Linked DNA regions of Homo sapiens: region 1 is linked to region 2. A link is a loop called in an ENCODE intact Hi-C map of the cell type or tissue named here. Cell type or tissue: B cell. All regions are shown on one strand. Links, peaks and the distances in the headings refer to the core of each region. The heading gives the core; the rest is flanking DNA. Region 1 has its middle 130 kb from the start of TNFRSF19. Region 2 overlaps MIPEP (mitochondrial intermediate peptidase).

Region 1 (4,396 bases), core at 286-4,285, 180 kb before region 2:
CACTTATTAGATATCAAGACACTAGAGAAAGGAAATAATTATGATAGTACAGTGTTAATGTTACCAGAAGGGGTCCTGGTCCAGACCCTAAGAGAGTGGGTCTTGCACAAGAAAGAATTCAGGGCGAGTCCGTAAAGTGAACGCAAGTTTATTAGGAAAGTAAAGGAATAAAGAATGGCTACTCCATAGAAAGCAGCCCTCAGGGCTGCTGCTTGCCCATTTTTATGGTTATTTCTTGATTATATGCTAAACAAGAGGTGGATTATTTATGCCTCCCCTTTTTAGGCCATATGGGGTAACTTCCTGACCTTGCAATGGCATTTGTAAACTCTCATGGCGCTGGCGTGAGTGTAGCAGTGAGGATGACCAGAGGTCACTCTTGTCGCCATCTTGGTTTTGGTGGGTTTTAGCTGGCTTCTTTACTGCAAGCTGTTTTTATCAGGAAGGTTCTTATGACCTGTATCTTGTACTGACCTCCTAGGTCATTCTGTGACTTAGAATGCCTTAACTGTCTGGGAATGCAGCCCAGTAGATCTCGGCCTCATTTTACCCAGCCCCTATTCAAGATGAAGTTGCTCTGGTTCAAACACCTCTGATATTTGCACAACAGACAAAGAATATAACATAGAGTGCAGACACCGGCCATCCATACATGAAAGTGTGACATGTGACAGGCAGCACCGCAGGTCAGTGGACCTTGGGACAGTTGGTTTCTATGTGAACATTTTAAATAAACTTGGAGTTCTAGCTCACACCATGCACAAAAATAAATTCCCTGTGAATTAAAGATCTAAATGTTCAAAGCAAAGCTTGAAACTTTTAGAATAAAATAGAGGAGAGTATCTTTTTTGGCCTTGGGTAGAGAAAGCTTTCTTTAATTTGACTTTAAAAATATAAACTGCTTATGAACAGTTTATAAGAAATGAACATATTTGACTACATTCAAATTTAATACTTGTCTATCAAAAGAGTCACCATGTATCAATTAATAAGTTAAGCCACAAACAGGGAGAAGATATTTACAAAGGACATAACCAAAAAAGGATTGGTATCATTATTGATGAGAAAAAGAAAAAAGAAGCTACTGAGATGGTGGATAGATTTAGTTGCCAAGAAAAGGTAGGGTAAAGGGTTGAGGGTTGAGGTGGGGAGTGGCTGAAATTGTAATGTTTTTATTTAAAAAAACCTCTAAAACAACTATGGAAAAATGTTACTATCTATTTCATCTCAGGTGTGATTTTATAGGTATCTGTTTCCCATATCTTTAATGTGTGTGTATATATATATATATATATACACATTTTGTTTTGTTTTGTTTTGTTTTTTTGAGACGGAGTCTTGCTCTGTCGCCCAGGCTGGAGTGCAGTGGCGCGATCTCGGCTCACTGCAAGCTCCGCCTCCCGGGTTCACGCCATTCTCCTGCCTCAGCCTCCCGAGTAGCTGGGACTACAGGCGCCCGCCACCATGCCCGGCTAATTTTTTGTATTTTTAATAGAGACGGGGTTTCACCGTGTTAGCCAGGATGGTCTCAATCTCCTGACCTCGTGATCCGCCTGCCTCGGCCTCCCAAAGTGCTGGGATTACAGGCGTGAGCCACCGCGCCCGGCCTTAATGTATATTAAGAGGACATAGGATGTGCCTAACAGGGAAGATGATGAAGGAATGGACATATGACATTGTGCAATTTGGCGGCCCACTTGGGAAGTTGCTGAGCCGGGGTCGGGAGACACTGGCTGGAGGGTAAGGAAAGGGCAGGCCCCTAGGAGGGGCCCCGCCGGCTGAGAACGCACCCCTGGGCCTCCATGCCTACAGGATCGCAGGCCAAGCCTTTTGGAAAGACATGCGCTAATGCTTGCAGGAAATAAAAGGGGTTTGGTGTTTTTGTTTGAGTTTTCATTTGATTGTTGTCGTGGCAGGACCACCTGGGGAGGCATCCAGGGAAAGTCAGCTGGGGACACTCCAGGCTTGGCTCCTGAGCCCCCTCCAGAAAGGCCTGGGCGGGAATTCCTGTGAGCCTTGCCCGCCGGGTCCCCAGCCGGCGGGCGCCCAGGGCCCTCTCCAGGTAGGGGTGTCGGCCTTGGAGCGCCGGCTCAGAGACAGCCAGCACCTCGCCGGCCACAGCCTTCGCCTCGGAAATGGCCCGGATTGCCTAAGGGGGGGCTTTTCCCGGAGACTCCGCGCTCCACACGCCGCGGGCACAAAGGGCCCTGCGGGGCTGCCAGGGTTCGGGAGGGCCCGGAGCCCCTGCGCGCGCGATTAGACTGGGCATTGGGTTTTTTTCTTTTCAGCAGGTGACCCCGGGGCATTCATCCGACACCAGCCATCTTGGCCTGAAGTGGGCAGAGGGAAAATTTCCTCCCTGCTGTGGCTTCTTCGAGGGCTGTCGGCCGATATTCCCGTGAAGTCCCTGCCAGCTGCTGGGCCGCGTCCGCGCCCCTCCCTGCCGCCAGCACCTTCTCCTGCAGAGGCCGCCCCGCCGCGCTGCTTCCTCATTCAAACCCAGAGCCCTCTGGCAAGGCCGCGCCCGCCCGCTCTCGAAGTGCATATCAGCAGCAGGTGCAGGCCTGTGCCCCCACGGGCGCCTGACCGGGGCCTCTGTGCTGCAGAGCGCAATTTAATCCGGATTCAGTCCAGGCCGAGTGCTGACAAACCTGCCTCCCCCGGGGGTTGGGGCGGCTCAGGCTGTGCGGCAGGAAGTGGCATAGGGCCTGTGCTCAGAGCACCTCTGGGCTCTTGCTCGGCCTGCCGTCACCCTCGGAACTCTTAATACTCTTTTGAACAGGAACCCCACATTTTCATTTCAAATGGGGCCCCACCCATCGCGTCATGGGCCCCTCTAGGGCGAGACGCCAGGCCTCCCCGCCAGCGGGCTGGAAGCATCAGGCCTGCCTGCTCGGAGGGAGAGCAGATCTTCATTTGAGTGGGAGATCGGGGGACTACCAGAGAAGGAGGGGCTGGCCGACAGAGTGGCTGGGGTGCACCATGCGCCTCCGCCCAGGGGCGGTGCGGGCTGAGACATTCTTTCCTTCCTACCTCTTGCTCTTCCCTCCCTCAGCCCAGCCTGCCCTTCTCATTTCACAGCGCTCATCGTGCTTACTGGGACGGGGTCTAAACTGATGCTGGACAGCCTGCCCACGGGAGCTCCCTCACACCCCTGCCCAAGGACGGAATTGGGCCCCAAGTCCTCTGGCTTCACTGAGTTTAAAGCATCTCAGTTCACCTTAACTTGAAAATGTGAATGAAACCTTCCTTGGGAACTTACCAGACATTACCTAATCAGAGGAACCAAATGCTTTTCTAAATACAGCAGAAGCACCCGGCAGAGGCATCGGGAAGGCTGGAGAGGCCCCCTGGACTGAAGACCCCACGGCATTGGTAATGCACTGGCCTTGAGGCCCAGGGAATCACAGGAAAGCCAGCCGGTCACTTGTGGTTGGGCTGGGTCCTTCCTGTGCTTTACACACAAAAGATTCCTGATGCCCAGCTCAGGAGGTGGGAGCTGGGAGCAGCAGTGAAAGAAGAAAGGCATGGAAATGGGAACCCTCCACGTTGAGTCATGGGAACACTGGAATCCTCCCTCTTTCTCAGAGCTACAATGCTGCAGAGCATTCTTCCTCAAAAATAAAAAGGCCAGAAGAGAATGGGGTGGATTTTCTGTTTTCATAGCATTGGGGTGGAAAATCCACCCAACTGTATGAGCGTCCGTGGGGGTGGGGGTAGGGTGAGGTGTTCTGGCTGCATAGAGCAAACCTGGGTTGGGACGGACCTGACGGCCACACCTCGCTTTTATTGCGCTTTGCAGATATTGCATGTTTTATAAATTGAAGGTTTGTGGCGACCCTGCATCAAGCAAGTCCATCAGCGCTGTTTTTCCAACAGTATAGGCTCACTTCATGTCTCTGTGTCACATTTTAGTAATTTTTACTATGTTTTAAACTTTTTCATTATTAACATTATATCTGTTTATTTGTTGGTTTGTTTGTTTTTTAGAGACAGAGTCTCAATCTGTGGCCCAGGCTGGAGTCCAGTGGTGTGATTATAGCTTACTGCAGCCTTGAACTCCTGGGCTCAAGCAATCCTCCTACATCAGCGTCCCAGGAGCTGAGACTACAGGTGTGTGCCACCATACCCAGCCAATTTTCCTATCTTTTTGTAGAGATGGGATCTTTCAAGTTTGTCCAGGCTGGAGTGCAATGGTGTAATCATGGCTCACAGTAGCCTCAAACTCCTAGCCTTGATATTATACCTGTTAAGGTGATCAGTAATCTTTGATGTTACTATTGTAACTATTTTGGAGCACCATGAACTAACCCCATATAAGATGGTGAACTTAAGCAATAAATGGTGATATATTAAGCAATAAATGGTGATTTATAAGCAATAAATGGTGATTTAT
Region 2 (4,396 bases), core at 272-4,271:
TGTATTAAAAATAGAACACTAATTTACAGCTATTTAAAATCAAAAGCTCAGTTTCATAAAAATCCTATTTTGCCCTTAAATGTTGGATAAACAGGCTTACCTGGATTTTTAGCTATCGTTCCTTGGAGAGCCCTGTGAGAAAACGTGGAATACCCCACCAACTTTGCCAGAAGATCTCTGCTGCTGAGCAATTCTTCTAAACATTTCAATTGACCAGCATTGGGATAAAGAAAAATTTTATAAGCAGCTTCTCGCACCTACGTTTAAAAAGTAAATGGTGAAGGCTATAAATATCATCACACAGTCCTATGCAACAATAACACAGGCTCATGCTCACCACTTGATCTGCAGATGATCACTGCTTTCAAAATAAAGCAATGGTCTACACGAGGCCATAAAGCTTCCAGAGTCATAAAATAGCATGGGATGCAATAGCATACTTGACTGCAGCTCTAGGGTACTGTTCTGAGGTACGGTGGGGCAAACCTCTACCCAGTGCGTGGATCTCTATGCTATAAAGCGTCTTAACCAGGAGAAGTAAGGCTGCATGAATTTAAAAGTCTCTGTAGTCTAGAATGTCAGTTAATGGTGTTATTAATCATACTTTAAAAATAAGGAGTCTTGTATGAAATATAAGTAATTAAATCATTTTCATTCTTTAAAGTGTTTATGGCATTAATAATTCCACAAGTTAAATTTTTAGGGCTTAGTAATGCTAAAAAGTTTTTAAGGATACTATTATATTATCACTGAATTTTGGGTTAAAACAGTAGCAACACACAAATGGGACCTAAACAACAAAGAGAATGAAACATACATACCAAGTCATCTGGTGATTCTGCGTGGAGACCATCAATTATGATATGATCCCCAGCAGATGTAAAGTTACGACGAATGTGTTCTGGTAAGAGATGCTTCTCAATCTTGTTGGGAAAATTGGTTCCCATAAGAAATGTACTACTCAAATCCAAGATTTTAACATTGAGGTCCACTGCTCTTTTACGCTGTATGCAGGAGGAGTAAAAGTTATTTAAAGGCGTTTTGAATTAATATTTCACAATTTAATAAACAAAATATAAATATGTCAAATCAACATATATATTGTTGAATTATCACTTAATAAAATATTAGTTTAGTAAAATGAATATATTGTTACTATATTATAAATAATATATTAATTTTACTTTTAACAGATATTTAATATTCTAACAAAAAGATCATACTTATGGTTTTCTGATGTTTCTATGTTTTAAGATTTACATAACTTCTAGTTCTATTTTATGTCTAGGTTATATAACTAATTGTTGAAATTAACAACATTGAAAAACACATGCCAGGTGCAGTGACTCACGCCTGTAATCCCAGCACTTTGGGAGGCCAAGGAGGGCAGATCACTTGAGGTCAGGGGTTGGAGACCAGTCTGGCCAACATGGTGAAATCCCATCTCTACTAAAAATACAAAAATTAGCTGGGCGTGGTGGCACGTGCCTATAATCTCAGCTACTCAAGAGGCTGAGGCACGAGAATCGCTCGAACCCAGGAGGCGGAGGTTGCAATGAGCCGAGATCGCACCACTGTACTCCAGCCTGTGAGACAGAGGGAGACTCTGTCTCAAAAAAAAACAAAAAACAAAAAAACAGTTATTTGCAAAAGTGTAGTGAGCCTCCAGAAGGGGGAAGCACATTTTAAAAGTTCTGATTTTGGGTGTGGTAGCACACGCCTGCAGTCCCAGCCCTATGTGGGGCTGAGGCAGCAGGATCACTTGAGCCCAGGAGGTAAGGCTTCAGTGAGCTACGATCACACCACTGCAACCTGGGCAACAAAGCGAGACCCTGTCTCAGGGGGGAATAAAGTTCTGATTTTGCATGTGCTTGAGCTGCTACAGAATGATACAGTGAAGTCTAAGAAGCAGACTGGAACCCCAGGGCATGGTCCTTTCTTCTACTCTGTGTCCCTGCCATGTGGCACATGGTCCTTGCTCCTGCCAGGCCTTCAAATGGTCAGTGATGAGGACGTGGATGGTGCGGACACATCTGCTTAGGTTTAATCTTGCAGTCATATCTTTGTAATACACAATAACCTGAGAAAACGTGTATTAGCAAAGGGGTTGCCATAAATGCTCTAAGATTAAATATAAACTAGAAACCACATAATTAGGCTGACTGGAGGAGAAGGGCTGAATTTTCAGTTATTGGCTACTCAAAAACTAGACAGGCTCTGCAGATGAATTTTCAGTTATTGGTTACTCAAAAACTAGACAGGCTCTGCATATGAATTTTCAGTTACTGGTTACCAAAAAACTAGACAGGCTCCGCACTGGGCTCATGTTGGGCTTCAGGTGAAAGTGTACACAAATCTTTCTGGGAGAGGAGATAGCAATTAACAAGTTCTAAACTGTTCTATGCTCCTAAAAAATGATTAAGCCACAATACTAATATACTTTTTAAAGATAAACATAGATGATGTAGAGGCATGCTTGATAAGATGCTGAAAAAATTGAGTATATATCAATATCCCCAGAATTTCAATATAGAAAATTCAAATTTCATGGAAAAAAGTTTTAGGAGACTCCCATTTCCTTACAGTCCAGATTTCTCTTTGCTTATTTTGTTTGATATGGCCATTTATCACCACCTAATGGTAACAAGTGGAATAACAAAAAAGATGAACAAGATTTTGAAATCACATTACAGTTCCAAAATTGTCTTCAAAACTTTTACTTTGAAAAAAAAAATGTGATAAAATTAACTACTTTGAAGATTTTATCTACTGATAAAACCTCTGGAAAAATCAAAACTGAGTTCATGCCAACTTCAATGATCTGCCAGGCATATCACTTCATCATTCTGTGGTAACAATGAAATGTACAATAATCTGAACTCTTGAAAAATTCTATGAAATTTCTGTGTTATTAAATAATGTTAAAAATAAACATTTCTATTACATTTAAACTTATAAGTTATATTTGTATGAGACCTTAAAAATTAAGGCCGGGTGCAGTGGCTCACGCCTATAATCCCAGAACTTTGGGAGGCTGAGGCAGGTGGATCACCTGAGGTCGGGAGTTCGAGACCAGCCTGACCAACATGGAGAAACCCCGTCTCTACCAAAAATACAAAATTAGCTGGGCGTGGTGGCACATGCCTGTAATCCCAGCTACTCAGGAGGCTGAGGCAGAAGAATCGCTTGAACCCGGGAGGCGGAGGTTGCGGTGAGCCAAGATTGCCCAATTGCACTCCAGCCTGGGAAACAAGAGTGAAACTCTGTCTCAAAAAATAATAATAATAATAAATAAATAAGAAACCAACTGGAAAGAACATAGGCTTTGATGATTTATAGATTTTGTTGGTGGGTTTATTTCATGGTCTCTCTTTTGAAAAATGGAACATGTCTACTTTATATCCTGTCCTAGTGGAGCACCTCTGAGAACAAACATGGAAGTTACAAGGGAAAAACTGAGCAGGTTTACTTTAGTTGCATATTCAATATTGAGGGGTTCCCTGGGAGCTGCTCCCGGGGAAAGAGGAGCTACACTGTAATCATATGTTAGATAAAAGCGGCAATGTCTATGCTGGTGAAACTGAACATATACTATTTGTCAGCAAAATTTCAAAAGCACCCTTCATAAGGATACATTAAAACTATTCACATGGATTCTCTACTAGCAACCTTCCTTCTGAAGATATCAAACTTGATGATAGCTAGCATTATCATGATTTGTCATACATTCACTCAATACTTTTACTGAGTCCAAAACTAATATGCATTAAAAAACATGATCCACGTTCTTGATCCTTTGTAAGCCTAGAAGTTAGATAAGCAACACAACAATAACAGCATCATCATCAACAAAAGGTAAAGAAGAATGCCACATGACTGAAATAAGTAAAATACGTTCGGATGAATACAAAATTCCACCTGGGGGACTGATAAAAGCTTCGCAATGTGGCGTGAGGATGAAGCCTTCATGGGGACTTCAGCCAGGGAAACCTGGTGAGCAGGCCTAGGAGGAGGACAGCAAACACATGGGGGAGGACACTGTGTATGAGGGGCTGACAGCCGGAGCACAGCCACGAGTGTGAGCTCTTTGTTACATGTTAACTTCACTAGACAATGGGAAGTCCACAGGAGGATTCTGGGCAGGAAAGTAACAAATCAATACTTTATGAAAACTAATCCAGTGTTCACAGACGGGGAAGACTGACCAGCAGGATGGTGACATGCTGGCCATGGAGGCTCTGGAGTCTGTCTGGCTTACAAAATAACGTCCCACAACCTCTACAGCCTTGGTCTAAAAAAAGCCAGGAATAATAGTAGCACCAAGCTCAAAATTGTTGTGAGGATTTGATGAGAAATATATGATTTAAAGTAGCAAATACTCAGTTGATGTTAAATC

Evidence for each region. A loop is a pair of places that touch in the nucleus more often than their neighbours do. Peaks named below come from ENCODE experiments on the same cell type or tissue, not always from the same donor. Only the 100,000 strongest peaks of a DNase experiment are listed, where the experiment ranks them.
Region 1: a loop joins it to region 2, with 3 times the contacts of the local background. A loop is called at or near these places in 9 of 110 quality-filtered maps.

Annotation. Positions count from the first base shown.
Region 1 is chr13:23,693,340-23,697,735 of GRCh38, forward strand. No RefSeq gene overlaps it. Among named protein-coding and RNA genes, the nearest start is that of TNFRSF19, 130 kb to the left of the region's middle. RefSeq lists an enhancer at 2,405-2,978. In B cell, for the core only: no CTCF peak of the experiment used is centred there; a DNase peak (open chromatin) is centred at 2,612; H3K4me3 peaks cover 914 bases; H3K27ac peaks cover 1,221 bases.
Region 2 is chr13:23,869,192-23,873,587 of GRCh38, forward strand. It overlaps MIPEP (mitochondrial intermediate peptidase), which reads right to left. Exons shown (of 19, transcript NM_005932.4): 6 at 822-1,004; 7 at 101-257. Among named protein-coding and RNA genes, the nearest start is that of PCOTH, 17 kb to the right of the region's middle. In B cell, for the core only: CTCF peaks have their summits at 2,648 and 2,855; DNase peaks (open chromatin) are centred at 1,780 and 2,630.